Regions from separate parts of the Homo sapiens genome. Here region 1 is linked to region 2. Evidence: chromatin loops called from intact Hi-C (ENCODE). Cell type or tissue: left ventricle myocardium inferior. All regions are shown on one strand. Links, peaks and the distances in the headings refer to the core of each region. The heading gives the core; the rest is flanking DNA.

Region 1 (9,681 bases), core at 1,564-9,563, 55 kb before region 2:
CCGCGTGAGCCACCAGCGTGAGCCACTGCGCCCAGCCAAAAGCTTTTACACATCTTTGAAAAGTCTTCTGTGTGATAACCATTTTGTTTCTTATATAAGATAAAAGCTTTAATCTGTTAGATAATAAGAAAATTCTGAAGAATAACTATGATTGTGCTACATATTAATATCAATTATTCTCTGCCAAGAATTGCATATAACATACTTAATACTAATATTAAATATATCTTTCTTTTCCTTCAATTATTTAGAAAACATTTCAAGATTTTGCTGTATGAACATTAGTCATTGCATTATAAGAAGATAAAATGGCACCTTGGTGACATGATTTGTTTTCAGAACAATATGACTCACTGTCACTGTTAGCTATATGACTTCAGATCACTTTTATCATCACTATTAACTAAATGAGCTACATGACTCTGTAAAGTTTATTAAAATACCCTTATATGGAAATTAGCAGTCTTGAAGAGATACAGTGAAGAATCACATGCTTTTTGAAAGAACATTGAGGTCGGGTACGGTGGCTCATGCCTGTAATCCCAGCACTTTGGGACACTGAGGCGGGCGGATCACGAGGTCAGGAGATCAAGACCATCCTGGCTAACACAGTGAAACTCCGTATCTACTAAAAATACAAAAAGTTAGCCGGGCGTGGCAGCAGGTGCCTGTAGTCCCAGCTACTCAGGAGGCTGAGGCAGGAGAATGGCGTGAACCTGGGAGGCGGAACTTGCAGTGAGCTGAGATCACGCCTCTGCACTCCATCCCGGGTGACAGAGCGAGATTCTGTCTCGAAAAAAAAAAAAAGGAAAAAAAGAACATTGATTTGAGAACCAGTCAACATAATGTATTATTTTAACTATAGTCACTTCCACATGATTTCTTTAGTCCAGTGCTCTTGCTGTATTCCCCACCAATGTGATCTGCACCATCGTCCATCTAATCGCCAAAACTACAAATAGGGAAGTTACTCTCCATTCTCCTTGACTATGTCCAGATAGTCAAGCTATGAAATGCTAACGTTCTACCCCAGAATGTCTCTCCATGCTGACTCCCTCTTCTCCATACAGCCCCACTGCTCTAGTTCTACCCTTTATTATTTATTTTCCTCTGCCATTGCAGTAGACCCTTACTTGCCCCTCAGCTTTGAGTTCATGCACCCTTCCAATCATCTTCCAAAAGGATGCAAGAATGGCTTCTCTAAAATTCAAATTTGTGACATCACATCCCACGTTAAAGTCTTCACTGACTTTAAGGTGAAATCTGTACTCCTTAAACAAGGTCCTTAGCAGTCTGCCCTTGTCTCTTTCTCTTGTCTCATCTCTAATACTTAAACCCCTGGCATTTTTTCAGTGTTGTTTTTCTTCTGTGTATGTTATGTTCTTCCATACTTCTGTACCTTTACCTAAGCTATTCCTTCCATCCTGTTCCCTTCACATCTCTACTGCTACCCCTTCCTTACGTGACTCCTTTCTTTTTATCCTTTAAGATTGAACTCAAAAGTCTCATCCTCTGAGGATTTATAGAAACACACGGGGCCCCTAAAATTGAAGGAAAAATAGGGAGCCAGGTCAGATACCTTTCTCCTATGCATATTCCCCTGGTATCCTGTATATACCATTGTTGGAGTTCTTACTGCAGTGTAGTTGCAGTACTTCTCAGTCTTCTCCACAGAAGTGCACCCAATGTCAGAGGAAATTGTATTATGCTTACAGCCTGCCTGAAACCCTAAATTAATGACATCAATTATCTTAGTTTTAAGAAATGTAGAAAACTAACATTTCCATAGAATAGGTTTATGTCATTTAACAAAAAAAAAATTTTTTTAATTAGCTGGGCATGGCGACCCATGCCTGTAATCTCATTACTTTGGGAGGCTGAGGTGAGAGGATCACTTGATCTTAGGAGTTTGGGACCAGCTGGGCAACATAGGGAGACCCTGTCTCTACAAAAAATAAAAAAAAAATTAGCCGGGCATGGTTGCACACACCTGTTTATTATCCCAGGTACTCAGGAGGCTGAGATGGGAGAATCACTTGAGCCTGGGAGATTGGGACTACAGTGAGTTGTGATCGTGCCACTGCACTCCAGCCTGGGTGATAGAGCAAGATCCTGCCTCAAAAATCAAAACAAAACAAATGGAACATTTAAAATTATTTGTTCTGGGCCGGGCGCGGTGGTTCATGCCTGTAATCCCAGCACTTTGGGAGGCCGAGGCAGGTGGATCACCTGAGGTCAGGAGTTTGAGACCAGCCTGACCAATATGGTGAGACCCTGTCTCTACTAAAAATACAAAACTAGCCGCACGTGGTGGCACATGCCTGTAATCCCAGATACTTGGGAGGCTGAGACAGGAAAATCACTTGAACCCAGGAAGACGAGGTTGCAGTGAGCCAAGATCGCGCCATTGCACTCCAGCCTGGGCAACAAGAGTGAAACTCCATCTGAAAAATTAAAAAATTAAAATAAAATAAAATATTTGTCCTGGAATAAAATTGATCTTTGTTAAATATGATTATGTTTATCCTGAAATTTCAGGTGTTTGCTGTACACTGCCCTATTTGTTCTCTATAAGTTTGTATTAACCAACTGCGATAAATAGTAAGCACTTTGATGGCAGGGACTAAGTCTATTATTACCTCTGTATTTCTAGCATTAAAACAATATCTAACACATAGTAGATGTTCAATATGTATTGAAAAAAATAATTGCATGAAAGTTCTCTATTGGAATGATAGTGTTAAATGCCAGTGTTGTGAACATTTTAAAATTTTAAATCATTTTTCTCATAGGAAAAGCTTGACTGATGATATCATGAAAGTCATGCATGTTTTAAAATGGCTTTCTGGCTTATACAATATAACAGAATCTTTTTTTACTTTATATAGTTAAAAGTACAAAATACACAGAAAAGAATCCTATATTATAAGTATTCAGCTCAGTACAATGTTACACACACAACATGCTTGCATAATAAACACCCATACCAACAAACAGAAATTCACCTGCCCTCAGAAGCCCCTCCATACTCTGTCAGGTCATTGCAGCCCTTTTTAACAGGATAGGTTAGTTTTGCAAAATCATTTTACACTTGAATAGTATTTAAGACAAGTAATGTTGAATAGAAAATATTCTGTGACAAATCAGGTTAATGATTTAATATTCATTATTAGCAGCCAACATTATTTGTAGGCCAGGTGTAGTGGCTTATACCTTTAATCCCAGCACTTCGGGAGGCCAACATGGGAGGATGGCTTGAGGCCAGGAGTTCAAGACCAGTTTGAGCAACATAGCAAGACTAAATAGCCATACTTTTGTATACTATTCAGCACAAAAATGTTAATAATAAGAATTAAATAATACTCATTTTAGCTTTTGTGTTCATTTACAATGAGCAATATATTCTTTTTAAAATTTTTGATGTGTAATAATTATACATATTTAGGGATACAGACTGACATTTTGGCTCATGTATACAATGTAATGATCAAATCAGGGTAATTAGCATATCTCTTGCCTCAAACACTTATTTATTAATTTTGGGAATATTCAAAATCCTCTCTTCTAGCTATTTGAAAATATAAAAAAAAAAAAATTATTGCCAGGCGTGGTGGCTCACACCTGTAATCCCAGCACTTGTGGGAGGCCGAGGCAGGTAGATCACGAGGTCAGGAGATCAAGACCATCCTGGTTAACACAGTGGAACCCCATCTCTACTAAAAATACAAAAAATTAGCCCAGCGTGGTGTGGGTGCCTGTAGTCCCAGCTACTCGGGAGGCCGAGGCAGGAGAATGACATGAACCCGGGAGGCGGAGCTTGCAGTGAGCCGAGATCGTGCCACTGCACTCCAGCCTGGGCGACAGCAAGACTCTGTCTCAAAAAAAAAAAAGAAAATTATTGACTATAGTCACCATACAATGCTACAGAACACTAGAACTTACTCATCTTATCTAGTTGTAGCTTTGCATCTGTTAACCAACCTCTCCCTATCTTCCCCTCCTCCATACTCTTTTCATTTTCTAATAATCACAATTCTACTCTCTACTTCTATGAGCTCAACTTTTTTAGCTTCCACATATGAGTGAGAACATGTGGTATTTATCTTTCTGTCCCAGACTTATTTCACTTAACATAATGTCCTTTAGGCTCATCCATGTTGCCATGAATCATAGGATTTCATTCTTTTTATGGCTGAATTTGTGTGTGTGTGTGTATGTGTGTGTGTGTGTGTGTGTGTGTGTGTATACCACATTTCTTTATTCATGTTGATGACACTTAGGTTGATTTCATATCTTGGTTATTGTGAATAGTGCTGAATTAAACATGGGAATGCAGCTATCTCTTTGTTATATCGATTTCCTTTCCTTTGGATAAATATCTGGTAGTGGGATTGCTGAATCATATGGTAGTTCTACTTTTAGTTTTTTGAGGAACCTCCGTACAGTTTTCCATAAAGGCTATACTAATTGACATTCCCACCAACAGTGTATAAGAATTCCCTTTTTTCTGCATCCACACCAGCATTTTTTATTTTTTGTCTTGTTAGTAATAGCCATTCTGAGTGAATTGTTACTTTTAAGCTCTTATCTCTAACAATCAAATTACTATAACAGATTTTTGTTTCACTTTCATTTGTTTAGATTAGTAGTTCTCAATGTGGAAGGACCTGATTTAATCTCCCAAAGAATATTTGGCAGTGTCTGGAGACATTTTTGGTTGTCTTAACCCACCAAAAACAGTTGTCAGTGCTACTGACATCTAGTGTTACCCACTACTGGGTTGCTGTGAAAATTAGTTTTCAGAACAGAGCCCCATAAAAATGAATTATCTAGCTTAAAATGTCAACAGTGCCAAGGTTGAGAGTAGTGTTTTTTAAAGAATGGGTAGGTTGTTTATGTTTGATGGAAGTTAGTTTAAATAGATTGTAGCACCTTACTAATGGAGTCCATGATATCAGAAATTTAATTCCCATAGACGCTAGTTAACCTGTCTGTAGTTCATGCACTCCAGACCTCAGCCAGATGTCTTAAACATTTCTGCTGCAGATTATAAGAAGAACAAGATGAGAAAATGTAGATGGGTTGGTATAAATCTATCACTACTTCTGGAAAAATGTCTCAATATGATATTTTTTACTTAACCCAAGTCTATCTCTCACCACATGACTAGTTCTCACTACGTTGGAATCAGCTTGTAAACTTTGACTAGCAGCATTGTTTAATCTTGTTATAAGTTCCTGAATTAATGGTCTACAGGCTTGAGGCAGAGTGAATGCCTCAAAGTTATGGGCAGGCAGTTATCTAGTACCAACCATAGTCTCCTGCCATCTATTGGGAGGTGTCAGGTGGGAAGGCTAGTAGCCCTCTACACATATTCATACCCACACCCCAGCTCTATTTTTTTTTTTTGAGTAATTATAGGAGGTCAGAAACACTAGAATGTACATACATGCTGGTAATAAATGGAAATTAATATCTGATAGTTTTCTTCATGGCTGTCTTTCAGGGCATAGTTTTCCATGTATTTTGCTGTCCTCTTGTGAGAATACTACCCTTGACAAGTTGATCTACATTTAAGCTATGGCCACATTTAAACTATGGCCCTAAAACATTTGTTGTTATGCAAGAAAGAATTAATGGTGATATATACCAATTCTGACTCTCACATAAAGTGTTTCTCCAAAAGTAACCTCAGACAACATAACAACAAACCAAGATTTATATAGTTGGAATTGCAAATCCGTAAGTCCTTAAACTTAATGAGAAGATTAATTTGGAATTTGACCATTTGACTCTGCTCATTTAACTTTGAAAGCAGATATAAATAAAAACCTTGTATGAAGAAAATTGCTTGGGATAATTTGCATTAAACAGTCTGTTTTTTGCTAAGTGGCTTATTTGTATTATGGAAGCATAGCCTTATTAGTATTTTTAGTCTTCCTAAGAAGAAATGGAATACATCATAGAGCTCTAGGCCTTCTTTAGTTTTCAGTACAAATTTGGTATATTTGGTGTTTGGGAGGATATACATGGCATAAGGTAAAGAGAGCATTAGCTTTCACGTCAGATCCAGGTCCAGATTCTGCCACTTATAAACTGTTACACCTTGGACCACCTAGCTATTATGGGCCTGCTTTAGCACCGGAAAGAAGGGAGAATACCTAAATATGATGAGAGAATAAGTAGGTAAAATAATCATGTAAAAGAATGGTCAGGAGGAGTCTGGCCTCTGGCTCTGTCATTTATTATTGTCTGTGCCCATGGGCCGGCTGCAACTATTTGATTGACCTAAAATGGGATGGTGACTTGCCCGAGGTCATACAGTGAGTCAGGGCAGAGCAGCTGAAGCTTTACTCTCTAAGTCTCATTTTCCTTCCCTGTAAAATTGTTGTATTGGTGACTGTCTCACAGCATGTTGTAAGGAGAGATGGAGATCATAATTGTAAGAGGTAGCCCACAGTGCTGGCACAGTGTAAGCACCAATAAATGAAGGTAATGAGTACAATAAAATGTGTCACTTAGCCCCTTTCCCCAAATAGTTTATCCATCTGGTTGATGAGAGCCATACACTGTATGCTAAGACTTAAAAATGTGGGAGTTGATTAAGTTCTAGTACTGCATTATACTAATAATGCTAGTGCATAGTTTAAAGAATAATAAAATACCATAATGCAAAGTTTGTTTAAGCCCTTTACCCTTTTTTTCCTACATTGGGGCTTTATTTTTAGAGCACTTCACAAATTATGCAGAGAAAAGAGGGGTAGGCAAGAATGGAAGCAGAGAGAGCAGTGTGAAGGTAGTACAGTAGGGAGTTATGACAGATGCTTAGGTTAGGGTGATAGCAGAGGTGGTGGTGAGACTATTAAAAGACTACTCAGCCAGGCATGGTGGCTCACGCGTATTATCCCAACACTCTGGGAGGTCGAAGTGGGAATATCGCTTCAGCTCAAGAGCTCAAGACCAGCCTGGGCAACAAAGTGAGACCATGTCTCTACAGAAAATACAAAAATTAGCCAGTGTGATGGCGTGCGCCTATAGTTCCAGCTACTTGGGAGGCAGAGACAGAAGGGTTACTTGAGCCCAGAAGGTTGAGGCTACAGTGAGCTATGATCATGCCACTGCATTCCAGTTTGGGCAACAGAGCAAGACCCTGTCTCAAAGAAAAAAAGAAAGAAAAGACTACTCAAGGCTTGAGATTTGATAAAATAGTTCATTTTACTGCTTCATTGAGGATATTCTTAAAGGAAACTGGCATTTTTTTTCACAGTGAGTACATGGTGGAGAAGAATACAACTAATACTGAATTTTAAAATGTGCTATTTCTAGTAACCAGCCTTCATCTTCTTCCCCTTTGGCTGCAGATCCTAATTATCTCATGGCTAATGAACGCATGAACCTCATGAACATGGCCAAGCTGAGTATCAAGGGCTTGATTGAATCAGCTCTGAACCTGGGGAGGACTCTTGACTCTGACTATGCACCTCTCCAGCAATTCTTTGTGGTGATGGAGCACTGTCTGAAACATGGCTTGAAAGGTAGGCCATCACCCCAAAATGCAAATATGCATGCAGCTGTTTTCTAGCAATGCATACTATAGAAGAAAGCATTCTTTGTGGAGCCAAAGAATAAGAGGCTTGAATTAATAATATTAATCCATTGGAATGCAGTCTTTTATAGGAGCAGGGTTATGGTTGACTCAATGGACTTATAGGGCTTTAAAAATACAGATCATTAAATGTTACAGTTGGAGGGGCCATTATAAGTAATCAAGTACAGTACAGTAGTTCTGTTTGACAGGTGGAAATAGGCCTGCCCAGAATGAGACATGACTTGGTCAAGGTCACACATTGAGTTGTGGCAGAGTAGGTGCTAGAACTCAGGTCTCCCGACTCTTGGGTCAGTGTTCTTTCCACTTAACTATAAGCTTTTGAGGGCAGTAACTGGTCTTGTTCACCCTTGTTTCCTTTCTTCTTGCCTTCTCAATATTCTTTTCTTGTTGTTTTTTGTTTGATTGTTTTTTTTAAATCTGTATGCCTATGCTTACCAACTTCCCAATATTCCATAGCCTATTTCTGGATTACATATTCTTTTCTATTGAGCTGTTTTCTTCATTAATACCACACAATTTTAGGCACTAAATTGTTAAAATGTTTTATTATATTATAGGGCTAGGCCACAAACTGTTTGTGAAAGAAGAAGGGCTGAGTCTTGGGAAGTAGAGAATTTTTTTATTTTCACAAAATATTATCTATTCTAAAAGCATGAATGAATCCAAAACCATCTTATAACCTAGGATTGGTTTCCTGAAAAGTTGTGTGTGTATGTGTGTGTGTATTGAGAGTGCGCTTATGTTGTAAAGAATATTAAAATACTGCTTTATTTTTGTTGCCTTAGCTAAAAAAACTTTTCTCGGACAAAATAAATCCTTCTGGGGGCCTCTAGAACTGGTAGAAAAGCTTGTTCCAGAAGCCGCAGAGATAACAGCAAGTGTTAAAGATCTTCCAGGACTTAAGTAAGTCTAAGGTTGAATTCCATTTCTCAGGAACAGCATTCTTATTAACTATCCCTTGAAGAGCAAGACTAAAGACAATTATGTACGAATAATTTATTTTATAACAATCCAAAATGCATGATGTCATGAATAGGTGCTGACAGGAGAGAATTGGTATACAGAATATTGAGAAAAATGTGCTCTTGAGGGATAATTATTCATCTAAGAGAGATTGTCTTTTTGTTGAAATGCCAAACATTTGCTTATTTTTTAAAGCACTTGGGAGAATCATATCTAAGGGGGTGGCATGCTGTACTTGACTTAGGGAAAAAAGGTATTCAGTGGGTTTGAGAGTCAAGATTAAAACAGCTGTCAAATTAACCTGAAGAGCTAGTGACTGTAGCCTGCCTTAGAACTATAAAGTAGTGACCACCTTCCCAAATGAGACTGGTTTAATTTTAATCAGACAGAGGCCTAGATTGCCTGTGTCCACATTCATGCTTTGGACATTTATATAATCCACACTGAATTTATAAGGATTTGCTATTATTGATCTGATGGAACATTTTTAGTTGGGTCTCCCAGAGGCTGTGTCTTCAAATTGTAGTTACATTCAGTAATTCTTTTTGAAAGCATTTGTTCCGGGTCACATTAGCCCACACACAAAAATTCCTTGCATGGGAATGTACTGGGAGAGGTCCTGAGGAGCACCTCAGTGTGCTTGTTACACTGGAATACCATTAGCAAGAATAAGTGAACTGATTCTACTGTAGCCTTTGCTTCTGGTGCTTATGTTTTCAGTTGTTTGATTTCTGTGTTTTTGTAGGACACCAGTAGGTAGAGGAAGAGCCTGGCTTCGTTTGGCATTAATGCAAAAGAAACTTTCAGAATATATGAAAGCTTTGATCAATAAGAAAGAACTTCTCAGGTATGAACACCTTCTTGAACTTTCTTCTTTCCTTGGTATGTTCTACATCGTATAAAGTCAAACCATATAAGTTCACTATTTTTGTAGATCAGAAACATTTGATTCATAACAGCTTCACTGATACTTTCTCTCATACCTCACACACATATCCTCCCAAATGGATGATTTATGTTATGTGTGTTCTGTCTGTCACTGTGGCATATATTGGTCCTTTCCAAGGCAGGCCAAGACTTACCTCTAGAAAACAGAAGGCACCTTAGCA
Region 2 (10,179 bases), core at 2,180-10,179:
CAGCTACTGGGGAGGCTGAAACAGGAGAATCATTTGAACCCAGGACGGAGGTTGCAGTGAGCCGAGATCACACCACTGCACTTCTGCCTGGGCAACAGAGTGAGATTCCATCTCAAAAAAAAAAAAAAAATTTACAACGTCCCAAAGATCTTTAGTTACAGTGCAGCCTCCCATAAAAGCAAGGAGACCAAGTCATGAATACCTTGACTTAATGGTATGCCTATCTGTCTTCCTTTACAATTGTGCTTTTCACCATTTACAATAGTATAAACTGAACCAAAGAGGCAAAGACTTGTACATTGAAAACTTCAAAATGTTGCCATACAAAATGAAGACATAAAAGTATGTTTTTCACCAGGCACGGTGGCCCGCACCTGTAATCCCAGCACTTTGGGAGGCCAAGAAAAAAAAGTATCATATTTTCATGGAGTCAAAGACTTAATAAATATTGTTAAGATGTCAATACTACCCAGAGTAATCTACAGATTCAATAGTCCCTATGAAAATCCCAACATTTCTGCAGAAATAGAAAAATCAATCCTAAAATTCATACAGAATGTCAAGAGACCCCCCCCCCCGATACTCAAAATAATCTTGAAAAAGAACAAAGTTGGAAGTCTTCACTTACTGATCTCAAAATTTAACACAAAACTACAGTAACCAACAGTATGGTACTGGCATAAAAATTAGCATATAAACCAATGGAATAGAATAAAGAGCCTAGAAGTAAATCTTTACACATATAGTCAGATTTTTGACAGGGGTGCCAAGACCATTCAGTGGAGAAAATAGGGTCCTTTCAACAAATGGTGTTGGGAAAACTGGATATCTACATACAAAAAAAAGTTGGACCCTTACACCATATACAAATATTAACTTAAAATCCATCAAGAACTAGCTCCATCCACTAAGGTTGGAAGAAAAAAGAGAGCTAGAATCATTAAACTCTTTAAAAAAGAAGAAAAAGAATTATTGGCCCCGTGTGGTGGTGCATGCCTGCAATCCCAGCACTTTGGGAGGCCGAGGCAGGTGTATCACCTGAGGTCAGGAGTTGGAGACCAGCCTGGCCAACATGGTGAAACCCCGTCTCTACTAAAAATACAAAAATTAGCCAGGTGTGGTGGTGGGCACCTGTAATCCCAGCTACTCAGGCGGCTGAGGCAGGAGAATTGCGTGAATGTGGGAGGCGGAGGTTGTAGTGAGCCGCGATTGCGCTATTGTACTCCAGCCTGAGCGACGGAGCAAGAAAAGACAGAAAAAAGCAGCCTGTCTTTTTTTTCAATCTCAAAAAGAAAAAAAAAAATGGAAAAGCTTCATGACATTGGATTTAGCAGTAATTTCCTGGGTATGACCAAAAGCACAGGCAACAAAAGGAAAAACAGATTGGACTTCAGCAAAATTAAAAATTTGTGCATCAAGGGACACTATCAGCAGAATGAAAAGGCAACCCAAGGAATGGGCGAAAACATTTGCAAATAAATCCTGCAACAATAAAAAGCCTGAAAAAAATGAGCAAAGTACTTGAATAGACACTTCTTGCAAAAAGATATAGAAATGTCCAATAAGTACAGAAAAGCTCAACATCAGTAATCACTGGGGAAGTGTACAAATCAAAACCACAATGAGATACCACTTTATAAACCTATTAAGGTGGCTATTATCAAAAAAGCAGAACAAGTGTTGACAAGGACATAGAGAAGCTGGAACCCATGTATACAGTTGGTGGGAATGTAAAATGGTACAGCAGTATGGTGATTTCTTAAAAAAGAAAAAAAAACAATTAGCATATATAATCCAGCAAATCCATTTCTGGGTATATACCCCAAAGAATTCAAAGCAGGAACTTATACAGATACTTGTACACCAGTGTTTACAGCCCTATTATTCAAAATAGCTGAAAGGTAGAGACAACCCAGGTATCCATCAATGGATGAATGGGTAAACAAAATTTGGTATATGCATACGATTGAATATTATTCAGCTTTAAGAACAAATTCTGACACATGCTACAACATAGATGAAACTTAAGGACATGATAAGTGAAATAAGCCAGTCATACATAGGACAAATATTGTATGACTCCATTTACACTAAGTACCTAGAATAGTCAAAGCATAAAGTAAAATGATGGTTCCCAGGGGCTTAAGGAAGAGCAGAATGGGGAGTCAGTGTTTAATAGGTACAGTTTGTGTTGGAGGAAGATGAAAAATTCTGGTGACAGATGGTGGTAATGGTTGCACAGCAATGTGAATGCACTTAATGCCACAGAAATGTACGCTTACAAATGGTTAAAACAGCAAGTTTTATGTATATTTTACTAGTTTAAAAAAAATTGTGTTTTCCGGAAGGATTCAGAAAGTAATTACAATTATGTGTGTCTATTTGGGTTATTACACAGGCATATATCTCTGTTCACTGAGAGGGCCTAGCAGCAGACATGCCAGCAGCAACGGGTACATCCAATGCCCAGATCTTGTTTTCTAATACCATTCTCCAAGAAAAGGAATCAGGGCTCCCTAGAGAAATGGCTGATTCTGGGTCTAGGGCATCTTGTAGTGCCAGAAAGTAAAGAAGTGTTCCACAAACAAGGATGTAGGCATGTGAAAGGGACACAGGAGCCAACTGATAGAATGCCCAATGGCCAAAGATGAAACAAATCTCAGCAACAAAGTAAATAATGCACCTTAGGATTATAACCCAAAGGATAAAGTAAGTACCCATGAGTCCATGTGTGTATATGACCTGATGGAGCGGTAGCATCTCTCCTATACAGAAAAAGCCCAAATAATTATGTAGATACCCCCCGCCCCTCACCACTTCAAGGAGATAGAGCTTAACTCTCCACCTTTCGAGTATGGATTGTGCTTAGTAACTTGCTTTAAGAGTACAATATGTAAAGAAGAAAAAAAATTTATAGTAACCTGGCAAACACTATCTTGGCCAGGTGATCAAAATTTGTATTAATATAATGAGTGATAAGCCCTATTAAAAATATGCACCCTTGATGTGATGAAAATGCCCCTTTGTGGTCTTCCTCCTAAGACCAGAAGGAAAACAATCAGAAAACCTCACCTTACGAACATTCTACAAAACCAGCTAGTACCCCTTAACACTGTCATGGTCATCAAAAACAAGTCTGGGATCCTTCTGTAGTTCATAAGCGTGACGACTGGGCTTTCACACTTCTGTGTGAGATGTGCCTCCTTCACACCTTGTTACATCAGGACATTACCCATCTGACGTGAAAAAAGTTAAAAAGGTTGGGAATCTGAAGTCATTAAAAACAAAAACATCTGAGGTGGTTAAAGAGACATAACTGAATGTAATTGTGGGATCCTGGAATGAAAATAATATTTGGAAAAAAACTAAAGATCTGAACTGTGGGATTTAGTTAATAGTAATGTATCAAATTTGGTTCCTTAGTTGTGACAAATATCCTGCAGTAATGTAGGATACTAACAATAGGTATACAGGTGGGTGAGGCGTATACAGGAACTCTGTACTCTTTTTGCAATGTCTCTGTAGATCTAAAACTTTGTTTTTTTTTTGAGATGGAGTGTCACTCTGTCGCCCAGGCTGGAGTGCAATGGCGCAATCTCGGCTCACTGCAACCTCTGCCTCCCGGGTTCGAGCAATTCTCCTGCCTCAGCCTCCTTAGTAGCTAGGATTACAGGCACGCATCACCATGCCCGGCTAATTTTTTGTATTTTTAGTAGAGATGGGGTGTCACCATGTTGGTCAGGGTGGTCTCAAACTCCTGACCTCATGATCCGCCCGACTCAGCCTCCCAAAGTGCTGGGATTACAGGTACGAGCCACCACACCCAGTGATCTAAAACTACTCTAAAATAAAGTTTATATATTAAAAAATTGTGCTTTCATACTCAAAGCAAGTATAGGTCTAACCCTATAGAACCTGACTGAACTCATCCCTAAATGCAGTTTGAGTTCTTACTTATTTCCAAATAGACTCCAAGTTTTGCAAGGTTGATAAGCAGATCGGAACTATGACAAAGTCCTTAGTTCATTCACTATAAGTCAAGTTATAAAAACATATGATGAAACTCTTAAAGGACATTTAACCATTCTGTGAAAGGAGGTTCTCCATTACAGCCTCATTTCAGCTTTGTTCACCAAAAAATGGGGGCGGTTTTTAAATAATTATATTTCAGTAGTTTAGTGGTCCTGTTTTGATTTACAGTAAAACTTCCTTCAAATTAACTTAGCCTAATATATTACCCAAAAAGTTATCCCAAGTCAAATCTTAATAATTCTTAGACAATAGCTGGTTTGGGAACTGTCATCGATGACAGGTCTCCCATGCTGGGAACAGATTAATTTTGATGTTAACACACTACTTTGGTATAAAGATTCTTGTAAGCATGCCAGTCAATATACCAAATCAGAAACCACGTATCTGACAAGCACAATTTCTACACCTAGAATAAGTGGCACAAACTTTAGTCAGTGAATTATCTTGAAATGTAAAATTAATTTAAAAATAGAACCAGTAGGCCAGGTGCAGTGGCTCACACCTGTAATCCCAGTACTTTGGCAGGCCGAGGCAGGCAGATCACTTGAGGCCAGGAGTTCGAGGCCAGTCATGTAGTGAAACCCCATCTTTACTAAAAGTACAAAAATTGGCTTGGCGTGGTGGCACATGCCTGTAATACCAGCTACTCGGGAGGCTGAGATAGGAGAATCGCTTGAACCCAGGAGGCAGAGGTTGCAGTGAGCCAAGATTGCGCTATTGCACTCCGACCTGGGCGACAGAGTGAGACCCTATATTTAAAAAAAAAAAAAATCCAGCAAGCGGTTGTAAGCATCACTGAGGATATCAGATCCCTAAGACTTAATTAAGCATGGAAAAGAAGAGGTAACTCAGGCTTCCAAAGGGCAAGGGCAAGTACAGTGAAAAAGCTGTACAAGTCTCCAGAAAGCAGTAATGACTTAGCATTCTGGATGCTGCTTTATGGCACAAAAGTATCATTCATGGAGTGAGCTGGTGGAAGGTAAAGTTAAGAAAAAATAAAGTATCATTCATATTCAATTACAACATCTATCACAAATACTATGTTCTTCTAGCATAACATTGCTCGTATTCCGCAATTTATTTTTGTCTTGCTGTTACCCAGGCTGGAGTGCAGTGGTGTAACCTGTGTGATCTCAGCTTCCACTTCCCAGGCTCCAGTGATACTCCCACCTCAGCCTCCTGAGTAGCTGGAACTACAGGCGTGAGCCACCATGGCTAGCTAGTTTTTGTATTTTTGGTAGAGATGGGTTTCACCATGTTGCCCAGGCTGGTCTCAAACTTCTAAGCTCAGGTGATCCACCTGCCCCGGCCTCCCAAAGTGCTAGAATTACAGGTGTGAGCCACCATGCTCAGCCCCATCTTGCTTTCTTGAGGAGGCAAGAAATGAATGAATCAACAGCCAGCCCATCAGAAACTGTTAATAACTTGTCTCCCTAGCTCTTGGTCTTTATTCCCAAATGTCTGCCATCTTCTGTCAAGCAGCAGCAGCAAAGGTTCAGAACCTCTTTATTTCCATCATAACCAGGTATTTTTGTTTGTTTTTGTTTTTGAGACGGAGTCTCACTCTGTTGCCCAGGATGGAGTGCAGTGGCGTGATCCCGGCTCACTGCAACCTCTGCCTCCCTGGTTCAAGCAATTCTCCTCAGCCTCCCAAGTAGCTGGGATTATAGGCATGCACTATCACACCCGGCTAACTTTTATATTTTTAGTACAGACAGGGTTTCACCATGTTGGCCAGGCTAGTCTCGAACTCCTGGCCTCAGGTGATTCGCCCACCTCGGCCTCCCAAAGTGCTGGGATTACAGGAATGAGCCACCAAGCCAGGCCATAACCAGGTATGTTTTCAAATCACAAGTCTTTGAATAAACTTGTTAAATTTTGCCTGTGGGCTTCAAATTAAGATTCTTAAACATATCTTGGTGATCCTTGTGACCTTCAATGAATCCATCCATATTCTAGAGTCTACTTTGGTTATACACCTTCATGCTTTATCCCCAAGTGCTTTCAGAACCATTTCACTAAGATGTTCTAATGCTGACATAAAACCTTGAAACTATAAAAGGGGAGATTTAAGAATTCAGCGATGTAAAAATAGTTTCTGCCATCATGAGCAAACAAAGAGGACAAACTGGGGGGAAAAGGTATTTAAAGCTCACTATAGGAACAAAGTACTCCTGCAGATTAGTTAAAAGACCAAAGCCAATAGAAAAGCGGTTAATAAACATCACACAAAGGCAATCAGCCAAACTCAGATTATGGAAACCTACAGGTTAATCTTATTTCTTCAGCAAATAAGAAAAAAATAAATGGATGGCAAAACATCCTGAATAAGAGAAGAAACAGACACTTCAACTTTACTAAAGATATCCAAATGGCTAGTAAGCTTATGAAAAAGTACTATTCATTGTCAGGGAATGCAAATTAAAACCAGAAGATACCACTACACAATGGCTAAAATTATAGACTGACAACAGCAAATGGTAAGGATATGGACCTACTAGAACTCTGGGAATGTAAACCAGGATAACCATTTAGGAAAAGGTTTGTCGTCTTCTAGTAAAATTTAAAATACATCAACTCAGGATAATCTCACTCCTAAATACTTATCCAAATTAAATTAAATTAAAATGTAGGTTCACAAAAAGGTTGTACATGTTCATACCAACTTTATTCATGATAGCCCCAAACTAGAAACAGCCCATTGTTCACCAGTTAGTTGTTCACCTAACAGGTGAAACGTTAAAATGTGGCATTCATACATAGAACACTGCTCAGCCATAAAAAGGAACAAAGCTTAAACACACTGATGAACATACAAACATGCTGAGTAAAAGGAACTTACAGAATACATACTGCATAAGTGAGTCCGTTATATGAAGTTCTAGAATAGGCAAAATTAATCTACAGTGAACAAAATCCTAACAGTAGCTGACTGCCAGGGGAGGGAAGAAGGGACAGGAGAGAGAGGTGCAGGAATTGACTAGGTGAAAAAATTCAGATGTAATACAGATGTTCCAGACATAGGGGTTTGAGTTACATGCTTTTACATCAAAACTCATCAAATGAGTCTGGGTATGGTGGCTCACACCTGTAATCCCAGCTACTCGGGAGGCTGAGGCAGGAGACTCCCTTGAACCCAGGAGGTGGAGGTTGCAGTGAGCCAAGACCAGGCCACTGCACTCTAGCCTGGGCGATACAAGACTCCATCTCAAAAAAAAAAAAAAAAAAAGAAAAAACCTCATCAAATGATACACTTAACATTTATTCACCTTACTGCAAATCTCCCTCAAAAAAACTCCAATGACGGCTGGGTGTGGTGGCTGATGCCTGTAATCCCAGCACTTTGGGAGGCCGAGGCAGGCAAATGACTGGAGGCCAGGAGTTCCAGACCAGCCTGGCCAACATGATGAAACCCCATCTCTACTAAAAATACAAAAATTAGTCAGGCGTGGTGGTGCACATCTGTAATCCCAGCTACTCGGGAATCTGAGGCATGAGAATTGCTTGAAACTGGGAGGTGGAGGCTGTAATGAGCTGGGATCACGTCACTATAACTCCAGCCTGGGTGACAGAGCGACTGTCTCAAACACAAAAAACAAAAACAAAAACAAATTCCCATGACATGTATGCTGAAAGGATTAAAAGTGAAAAATGTCTACAACTTACTTGGACATGCATATAGAAAAAAAGATGAGACTGCAGGAGGCAGGCTATGGGATAAAGCATGGCAAAATGCTGCTTGTACAATCTAAGGGATGGGTATTGGCATCACCAAGATTTTATATACTGACAGAAAATGATCTTTAGGGTGTTTAGGTGGGAGAAAAGCCAAAATACAAAATAGCATGTACAGTATAATTTATATTTTTAAAAGAAATGACAACACCCACTAACACTTGCTTATAAATAAAGTAAAAGTCACTGCAAGCTTACACTAGAAACTGATAACAGGGCTGTGCGAGAATAGAAACTAAACAGCTGAATTACAGGAGGGGAAGGAGAATCTTCACTACCGTTTGTATCTCTTCAAGTTTATTTCCTTCAAAAAATAAAATATAAACAACTTTAAAATGAGCCTGCTTTTTTTTTTTCTGAGACAGGGTCTCACTCTGTCACTCAGGCTGGAGTGCAGCAACAGTCATGGCTCACTGCAGGCTTGACTTCCCAGGCTCAAGCAGTCCTCCCACTTCAGCCTCACAAAGTGCGGGGATTACAGATGTCAGCCACCACACCTAGCCTATTCTTGATTTTCATATAATCAGGCTTAAGACAGATTAAACCTTCCTTCCTATACTTCCTTTCTAAAAATAAGAAAACCACTAGAACTAAAATTCTGGACAGAAAATCCAGACACCTCACCAATGATGATATAAGGATGGCAGATTAAGTATATGAAAAGGTGCTCCACATCACTATGGGATTGGGAATTAAAACGATGAGACCACTATTCACCCATTAGCTAAAATGCAAGAGTGACATCACCAAATACTAATGAGGGTGAGGAGCTACAGGAACTCTTATTCATTGTCAATGGGAATTCAAAATAGTCATGTTGGAACAGTTTGGCAGTTTCTTCCAAAACTAAACATACTCTTAACTTACAATCCAGCAACCTGGTTCCTTGGTATTTACCCAAAGGAGCTGAAAACGAGTCTACACAAAAACCTGCACATAAATGTTTATAGCAGCTTTATTCCCTTCCTACAAACTTCAGATTCTCTTCTAATTTGCTGAACTTGGGGAGTGGGAGGGTAATGTATTTCTAATGCGATAGCGCAATTTGGATTGGAACTCTACTGCTGACATACATACCATTCTCCTCTATACTATAGGTCCTACCAATTCAATGTGAGTGTCTTCCGATAATTTAGGGGAAACTCTCAGAACAATGGAGTTTTTTGTATTTTGGTTTTTTTGATTTTGACAGAGTCTCACTCTGTTGCCCAGGCTGGAGTGCAATGGTGTGATCTTGGCTCGCTACAACCTCTGCCTCCCAGGTTCAAGCGATTCTCCTGCCTTGGCCTCCCAAGTAACTGGGATTACAGGCGTGTGCCACACCTGGCTAATTTTTGCATTTTCAGTAGAGCCGGAGTTTCACTAAGTTGGCCAGGCTAATCTTGAACTCCTGACCTCAAGTGACCCACCATGGAGGGTTTTAAATTCTGAAACAAACAGGATGTAACCCCAAAAAATAACTTTCCAAATGAGAACTGAGTAAGGGCTGTTCAGGGCAGAGGACATTAACAAGGCATGTTGATTAATAAGCAGATTCATGGCACACAATGTTGCCTTCAAACTGGGTTCCTTATGCTTCCCCCTTCAAGTAACACAGAAGTAGTGAGAATTTGGAGCCTTCCTCCCAGGGAAGATTCGGTCCCCCTTCCCACATGACAGAAGCTTAAGTTACCCACGCATAAAGGGACACATACTCTATTTCTGCTTCATTGCCTGGTGTCAATATTTAGATGAGACCACAATATTCAGATGAGACCACAATATTCAGCAATCAGCTCCCTGGTATTTACATACTGCTTCTCAGAGTTCTCCCTTGCACTCCGTAAGCAGCAGCTAGGCTAAAGCAGGATATGAGCACCCTGACCATATGCCCCACTCCCACTATTCTTCCTGATGGCTTTACCACAAAGGAAGTTATAGACACAAGGAACCCAAACAGAAGGAAATTCACCATCACTGCTTCCTTCAATAGCAAAGAGTGATGCAAAACAGTCTTCTCAAATGTGGGGAGACGGTACCGTCTTCCACTTGCATGGAAATAAGATTACTTTTACTGTATTATGTGCTTCTCTTCCTTTCCCATAACTACATCCACCTTAGCAATCACTTACGTACTAGCCTAGATCATGAACAAAAACAAAAGGGAGCATTCAAATACATAAAATGATTTCCCAATAATGGCCACATTTTGTACAGAAAACTCAGCCTGTAGCGTGCCAAGAAGATATATCCTTTCAACCTTACCCATCCATCATATAGCATTTTAATGCTTTGCTTGCATTCTTTTTCCAGAGATGTGCAAATAAAACTCATTAGCTTAAATCAATTGCAGATGAATTCCTCACAGTAGGCCCCACAGATCTTTTCCACAGCAAATCAGATACCAAATGTGAAAGAGCAACAAAGATCACA

The links. Peaks named below come from ENCODE experiments on the same cell type or tissue, not always from the same donor. Only the 100,000 strongest peaks of a DNase experiment are listed, where the experiment ranks them.
Region 1: a loop joins it to region 2, with 2.0 times the contacts of the local background. A loop is called at or near these places in 2 of 110 quality-filtered maps.

Annotation. Positions count from the first base shown.
Region 1 is chr4:70,755,158-70,764,838 of GRCh38, forward strand. RUFY3 (RUN and FYVE domain containing 3) reads left to right here. Exons shown (of 18, transcript NM_001037442.4): 2 at 7,362-7,535; 3 at 8,395-8,512; 4 at 9,318-9,419. Among named protein-coding and RNA genes, the nearest start is that of RUFY3, 38 kb to the left of the region's middle. In left ventricle myocardium inferior, for the core only: CTCF peaks have their summits at 4,750 (motif pointing left) and 4,997; no DNase peak of the experiment used is centred there; H3K27ac peaks cover 714 bases.
Region 2 is chr4:70,809,105-70,819,283 of GRCh38, forward strand. It overlaps GRSF1 (G-rich RNA sequence binding factor 1), which reads right to left. Exons shown (of 10, transcript NM_002092.4): 10 at 6,679-10,179. LOC124900900 (small nucleolar RNA U13) reads left to right here and starts at 3,142; the gene lies at 3,142-3,242. In left ventricle myocardium inferior, for the core only: no CTCF peak of the experiment used is centred there; no DNase peak of the experiment used is centred there.